2 separate regions of the Homo sapiens genome follow, and region 1 is linked to region 2. Evidence: chromatin loops called from intact Hi-C (ENCODE). Cell type or tissue: GM12878. All regions are shown on one strand.

What was found. A loop is a pair of places that touch in the nucleus more often than their neighbours do. Peaks named below come from ENCODE experiments on the same cell type or tissue, not always from the same donor. Only the 100,000 strongest peaks of a DNase experiment are listed, where the experiment ranks them.
Region 1: it touches region 2 in a loop (2.0-fold over the local background); 1 of 110 quality-filtered maps calls a loop at or near these places.

Annotation. Positions count from the first base shown.
Region 1 is chr7:39,305,097-39,309,096 of GRCh38, reverse strand. All of the region lies in intron 4 of POU6F2 (POU class 6 homeobox 2), which reads right to left. Among named protein-coding and RNA genes, the nearest start is that of SNORA20B, 22 kb to the left of the region's middle. In GM12878, no CTCF peak of the experiment used is centred here; no DNase peak of the experiment used is centred here.
Region 2 is chr7:39,357,770-39,361,769 of GRCh38, reverse strand. All of the region lies in intron 5 of POU6F2 (POU class 6 homeobox 2), which reads right to left. Among named protein-coding and RNA genes, the nearest start is that of SNORA20B, 31 kb to the right of the region's middle. In GM12878, a CTCF peak has its summit at 3,889 (motif pointing right); a DNase peak (open chromatin) is centred at 1,797.

The DNA.
Region 1 (4,000 bases), 53 kb after region 2:
TACATGGGGGGCAAACAAACAGGAGGGTGGGTGACACAGAAGAAGACTTTGAATGGCCGCTTGCGAGCAGTAACATCTGTGTAGAAAACCTCATAAAGGTGGCGTGTGTCTCTGCGTGTGGCTGCGCCACAGGACACTGAGGGAGAAGTTCTGAGATGCTGCTTTCCAAAATGGCCATCAGAACCCTGGGCTGACGTGAAAAGTGGGTAGGAAGGTAGGCGGATCAATTCCTGGCACCCGCAGGGGGAAGGAAGTGAGTTAGTGATGGGCAGTCAGATGATGTTTCCTGGGATGGGGTGGGGTACATGGCACAGGGCGCCCACTTCCTGCCGTGCCTCAGCCCTGGCTTAGTGGAGCAGAATACACCTTTTTTGGCTGCCCCCAGGAGCAATGGCCTCCAGTCTGAGCTGGATGACGTTCTACTTCTTCTGCCTGGTATGAGAGAGGGGACAGGAAGAATGGAAACCCTAAATCCTATTGTTTTTGAGAATAATGTTCTGATATTCCAGTTGGAATTCTGAGGTTATTTTTACCTAGAGACATGAGCTCAATTCTTACTCACATCTGTAGTCCAGGACCAACTTTCCGTGGGTTCTAGATTAGGAAGTGTGTAGGGCCAGAGCTGACAATCTCCTTTTTACCATGAAGCTGATGAAGCTTACGTCCCAGGGCCCCTCATGGGAAGCTTACGCACCTGGGGGAGGCCCTCACACCATGTCCTCCTGATCACACGTTTCACTGAGATATTTAACTGCAGGTGGCAGCCTCTGTTGTCTTTTTCCACATTGATCCCCATCCGTGCCCCCACCCCAACACTGCCCTAGGTTGGGGGTACTTGGAATGGTTGTGGGCATTTGTGAGGAACTTGAGTTGGGGATATATTCAGCAATGGTTGTCAAGACTGAGATGTCTTTACGTGGTTTGCAGTTCCTTCTATGAATAGCTGAGTTACTGTGAAATATCTTGGTGTAGAAAGTCCTTCTACCCCTTTGGGACATGGATATGCACTGCCATAGGACTTTGTTCGGTGGCACCTGGCACTGGAAGTAGGTGGACAGTGGAGGCAACAGTTGATATATGCAAAGCCAGAAGCTAGTCTATGAAATATTCTTCTAAATCTTACAACTCTTTTTTTTTTTTTTGAAACGGAATCTTGCTCTGTCACTCAGGCTGGAGTGCAGTGGCGCGATCTCTGCTCACTGCAACCTCCATCTCCTGGGTTCAAGGGATTCTCCTGCCTCAGCCTCTCTGAGTAGCTGGGACTACATGCCTGGCTAATTTTTGTATTTTTAGTAGAGACGGGGTTTTGCCATGTTGACCATGCTGGTCTTGAACTACTGACCCGCCTACCTTGGCCTCCCAAAATGCTGGGATTACAGGTGGGAGTCACCATGCCTGGTCTAAATCTTGTAACTTTTATAATGAAAGTAACTTAATTGAGGACTTTTTTTGTTTGACAATAATCCTAAAACTTTACTTACCAATAACACATGAAGCTCTAAGAAACTTTTGTAAGAATGAATAATTTTTCAAAAAAAGATTAATCATGACAGAGGAAGTATAAAATTATCTTCAATCATCTCTATGGAAATTGAGATTGCACAATTTTTGTCATCTGAAGAGGCAGTAAAAGGTATTAACCAAAAAACTTAGGAAATATTATCGAGTATGATAGATTATATTTGTGAATTTTGTGATGTTTATGGCCTTTCTAACTTTTACATTTGTAATTTGTTGTGATTTTTTTCTTATTCTAAAAAATATTAACTTTAATACATAATTTTGTATTCTTAATTTGGTACTCTTTTTCTTAAAGAGAGTTCCGAAAATTATACATGCTTCATGATCTACAATCCCAAAGCTGCCATTGTAGAAAGAATATTCTGACCTATTAAATATTGACCTAGCAAAAAGATGTTTTAAGAGGTGGTGGCTGGCCAACAATTATTTTAAATGTGTAACAGTCACTGCAGAAACAGTCTTCTGAGGGCATTTTATAATGCAAATCAACATCTCTCAAGCCATCATTTGGTGGGTCTCTTGGACATCTGAACAATCCAATGTCCTCAAACACTTCAGTGGAGTGACATCCCCTGCACCCCTTCTAATGGATCCCTTCAAAATTCTGATCCTAATTCAGAGCTGAAAGATTGCAATAGTAAAGCCCATTACAAACAGGAGCAAAGAAATCAAGAAACAATCTTAATCCTAACGTGGATGGAAACAGGGTCCTCTGGCAGAGTAAATGGAAAGCAACAACTCCAGTTTGGCCAGAGGTCTCCTATCCAAGGATTAGTATATAAAATCATGCTCCAGACATGCTGAAAGCGTATGCAAATAGCATATCTTTTATTTGGAAAGAAAGTCCTTAGGCTTTTGGTATTCTGCAGAAATCCTACATTCCTGGCCACTTTTTCTGAATTTAGCTAGGTATCTAGATTAGGTAGTGACCCCAAAAGTGAGACTAGACCTAAAAACTCGAAGGCAATAATTACAATGATGACAGAGTGTGGTTAATACATTCTAGAAAGTAGAACCAGGCAGAAGAGCCCCAACTGGCACCTTGTTAGTGATGTAATAGTGGTAGGATGGCGTAGCTGGGAGAGCATGGGTTTTGGAGATCTATGTTTAAATCTGACCCTGGCTATGTTACTTAACCTCCTGAACCTCGGTTTCCTCATCCATAAAGCAAGCTTAATGATACCCACCTGCAAGAATGCTAGGACGAATGAATGCAATGCTGTGGGTAAAGTGTCTGGATACCAGAAGATATTCAATGAGTGATAGCTATTATTTCCTTTGTGAGTTTATGCCACCACGGCTGTTGGAAGGTCAAATTCTTAGACTCATCCATAATAGCTGCTTTTATAAGCAAGCGTGACTTTATTTTCAACAATGCTAATTTATTGGCTACTGACAGGCTGGCAGTTCTTGATTTAATGTGTTGGGTTCTCTTGATTTGTGAACCTGGTTTCTATTTATTAGAAGCTGGGAAATTTTAGACATTGCTCATGGATATAGGATTTCACAGACTAAATTTGCAAATGGAATGTTTCTCTCTACAGTTAAGTAACTATAGATTTTTTTTTTAAAGGGAAAGAAAAGGAAATTGTAAGAAGGGCTATTCTGGAAGGAAAAGAAATTGAGTCATATTTCAGAGTGGTTAAAGGATTTACTATTCTACTCCAACTTAGAAGTTTTCTAAGAGTAAATTTAGTTCATTTCTCTTTTTCTTTTACAAATATTCAGTGGAAATCACATACATGACAATTCAAAGTATCAGGCTTCAGGATGTTCTCTGCACATTGAAGAACATTAGCAAAGGCCTGTTTACCATCTTACATTTTCAGAGAGATATAATATTGTCAATTTAAGCCAACTGTTTTCCTTCAGGTCGTACTGTATGTTCTCATTGGAATTGCACAGCAGGGGAAAAGCCTCTACAGAAGTCCTCCCATGCAATTATAATACCTGGAAACTTCAGAATTTTAACGCTGAGGACTATAACAGCAAATAACCACAAATACCAGGAAATGTGCAGACACTTGCTGCACATCTGTCTACACATCTTGATTGCGGCATGAATGCTTGTGAGTAGGCTAACTCCTCTTGGTCTTGTGATAATAAACCCAATATAAAGCTGGAGGGCCATTCTGACTTTTTAAAAAAAATACTGTTTAAGAGTTATAAGAAGGCATTTTTGAGTTACATACATTTTGATTTAATCACATTTTAGAAAACAACAAGATAGGAATTGTCATTGATTATACAGTAAGAAGTGCAAAATTAGAGACATTATTATTCCTAATTGTATGCCCCTGGGCAAGTTACTTGATTTAATTAAGCCTTAGCTTCTTCAAGAGTAAAATGAGGAAATGATACCTTCTTAAGTAAAGTGCCTGTGAAGATGAAATGAAATCATGTTTCTAAAGAGCCTATCTCAGCACTAGATGTCCAACAATGGTAATGATGATGATTTTAGCCTGTAAGTTACATATTG
Region 2 (4,000 bases):
GGAGAAATGGTGAGAGAAACACATCTTTTAATGTTGTTTCCTGGCTCTCAAAGTATGTTACATAAAAAGAAAAATAATAAACTTAAAAATGTTTTTTGAACTGTCATTTGATGATGTGTTCGGCAGTCTTCAGAAAATAGGTACATGTTACTAACACATTAGGAGGAAAATAAGTTAAATAATAATTTCCAGCAGCAAGCCTGAAGGCTATCATATTGTCACTCAATAATCTGTTTCTGAAAATCCCCAAATGCATTTTAGTAGGTCTGCATGCTTTCAGCTTTCTGGATCACATATCATAGGCATTACATCCAAAAGAAACAGAGGCAGTCAAACTGACGGATTCTAATTTAGAAACTGAAAAGTGAATCTTCTAGTGTTTCTGAAGGTTAAAAAAATGACAGCCTTGCCTCTTCTCCTGAAAACTTATCTTTAATTATGCTTTGTGGTGGGAGAAAAACAGCATACTTGCTGAGTACAATACCTGAGTTTTAAAAGCTACTTTAAATTAATGCATTCATACTTTAATCAGTGGGTCAAGGAGTCCGCTTTGCAGAGCTCACAGCTACATTTATGCAGCCAATCTTGATTTATAAGAGAAATCAAGGCTGAGCACAGTTGAATACAGGGAAATCACCACCTACAAATAGACAGTGAGGGCTTCATTAGATTAAAACCTTTTGCCTGTTTGGGGTATGTTCTTTCTTTCCTGTTGAATTCCTGAGTAAAATAAGGTTGGGACCTCCTGGGCTGCATTCCTAGATGGTTAGACATTCTAACTCATAGGATGAGATAGGAGGTTGGCACAAGGTACAGGTCATTTGCTGATAAAACAGGTTGCAGTGAAGAAGCCGGCCAAAACCCACCAAAACCAAGATTGCCATGAGAATGACCTCTGGTTGTCCTCACTGCTACACTCTCACCAGCACCATGAGAGTTTACAAATGCCATAGCAATGTCAGGAAGTTACTCTATATGGTCTAAAAGGGGAGGCATAAATAATCCACCCCTTGTTTAGCATATCATCAAGAAATAACCATAAAAATGGGCAACCAGCAGCCCTCGGGGCTCCTCTGCCTATGGAAGTAGCCATTCTTTCATTCTTTACTTTCTTAATAAACTTGCTTTCACTTTATTGTATGGACTTACCCTGAATTCTTTCCTGCACAAGATCCAAGAACCCCTCTCTTGGGGTCTGGATCTGGACCCCTTTCTGGTAACAAAACGAGTGCCCTACGTGATATTTTACAGGGTAGCGGTAGAAAGCCTCAGAATGTTTATGTGTAACTTCAAGGTTTCTACTCTTTCTACTTTAAATCATGTGCTTGAAGTTTAGATAAATCGTTTATTTTACATTAACGTTTCTATTTTCTTTGTTTTAACAACTGTGTATGGCTTGTATCTCGTCTCTCTCCCTCTAAAAGTACATTCAGTATATTCATTGGAAAGTATTTGCCTAACACCAAGTTAACTAGTACTAATTAATTCTCAAAATCATAATTAATAGGTAACTGCATTGTGGGCAGTATATCTCAAAAGGAGCACTTTCCCTTGGTTAATATTTCACATGTACCTTAACCGTAGGAAGATACTATCTGAAAATGCAATTCTAAATAAGGATGTTAACTACCCTGTTGAAAAGTACCTGAATACTTCACTGCAAACAAATCTTGCATGTAAAATATAAAAATTCTCTGTGTTGCATTTGAAATCTGATAAATATTTATTATCAATGCTGTTTGCTTTTAATCTGTTCAGGATATCATTTCTCCAGCTTCTTAGTAGTTAAACAAAAATGGCATTTACATTACAATATTGCTTGCCAACAACCTCATTTTCTGGTTTAGTCAGCAGCCCTTCATGCTTGATTAGTCTTTAATTATACAAATACCTACATATTAAAAAAAGTTTTCTTTTTTCCATACTTTGAGCATGTAATTATTTTCTCTTGCATGCAATAACCTTTAATTTTAGGATTAAGCAACTGATTCTTTTTAGTATGGATGGGCCTTTTCAAGTGTTAAAGCAAATTTGGTTATTGTATTATGAGAAAAATTAACTTTGGGAAACCTCTCATCAGTGCATTTGACAGCTCCCTGATCAACTGTTACAGAAAGCATCTGGAATCTAAAAAATAAAACGAGACTTCATTCCTCCAGCTTTTTGCTATGTCTCCCTATCTCTTTGGTCTAGAAATGTGATAATTTAATTAATTAAAGCCTCCAATGTACCAATTTTCCTATTTCCATAAATTAGGAAGGAGAGCATATATTTTACATAAAAATATTTTAATACAAAGGCTGTTTACAGTTCTAGTAGAGAAAACCCCAAACTGTAAACTTTTATAATAAAATATTTTTCTATAATAAATCCAGAGGATGTTTAAAATATATGAGTATCTTGTTGGGTTATATGGTGTTTCTCTCTACTGGCCATGCCTAATCCTTGGGGCCAATGAGATGATCAAACAACAATGAGGCTTAGAAGTGGTACCTCTCTTTGCAAAACCAAACTTGGTGTAGATGAGCAAATCCTTTACATACTGTCTAACACGTTGTTAGGTACCTCTTCTGTATTACTTTCCTTCTTTCTGCTCTCATACTAAACCCAGAAAAAAAATCATTTTCTTAAGGGAATCACCTTAAGAAGCAAACTAACTTGAGAACGTCACAGCACTCAATAGCCACATTAAATATGTACCATGTTCTAGGTTCCATATTAGGCATGAAGGAAACAGAAGCGAATAAGACTCACAGATCTATGCAGTAAGGTTTTGGCCTGTGTTTAACATGCTGCCAAGAAGACATTTTAACTTTTCTTTATTATCTGTTCCAAAGTTTAATTCATGGGACAATAAAAGCATCTTCTTGTCATACTCTTTTTTTTTTTTTTTTTTAAATACAGAAGTACAGCTCCACTTTCTTTTGTCCTATTCTCAGGGTTAGCCAGAGGATCTCAGAGTCTGACAGGACCATAAAGCACACCTGATCCGACTCCTCTACTCTTCAAGAGAATCACTGAGGAAATATTAACTGATATTAATGAACAATCATCTTCAGTTACTCAATCTTTCTGTTAAAAACCCCAGTTTCTCACAATGCTATAGCTCAACCCATTAACCATTTGTTTGTGTATTGCCCTTGAGCCTTAAATAACATCTCTTTATTAATAAATTGTTTACAACTTTATAGAGCAGTAGTTCTTAAACCCTGCTGATCATCAGAATCACTGGCTGCATCCAGGACATTCTGATTTTGCAGTTACTGGGTTGGGCGAGGAGAATTTGTGTTATTAAAGAGTCCCCATCTGATTAAAACTTTTTTATTTAATTTTTTCTTATGAGGAATTTTAAATACATCTAAGTAAGACACAATAGTATAATTAGGTCACATGGACCCATCAGCCAGCTGCAATAATTATCAACTCATGGCCAATATTCTTTCATCTGTACCCCACCCAAACACGTCCACCCACATTATTCTTTTTCCTTCAATATCATTTTAGAAAAAAATCCTAGGGCATGCCATCATTTCATTTGTATTTCTGTAGGTATCTTCAAAAGCTACTGTTAAAAAAAAACTACCTATCACTATCACACCAAAAAATATTAAAAATAATTCTTTCGTATCATCAGATATCCAGTCAGTGGTCATACTTCCAATTGTCTCATAAATGTCATGCTTTTTCTTTTTTACAGTTTGCTTGAATTGTAATCTAAATAAGGCTCACATAATGAGATTGGTGCTGTGTCTTTTGATCTACAGGTCCAATTCTCCTAGCTCACTCTCTCTCTTTCTCTCAAAATTCATCTGAGAAGAAATCTCTGCAGGTGGTTTTGATATGTGGCCAATCTGGGAATCATGACTGCTCTGAAGCACCCTCAGAGGCCACCAGAGGGGGCGCTAGAGCAATTCGTACTCTGAAGCCCCCACCCTTGTTTATGAAACCCTTTGCCCCTTCCCCTCCGTGCCACCTGCAAACCTTTTCATAACATGGCATT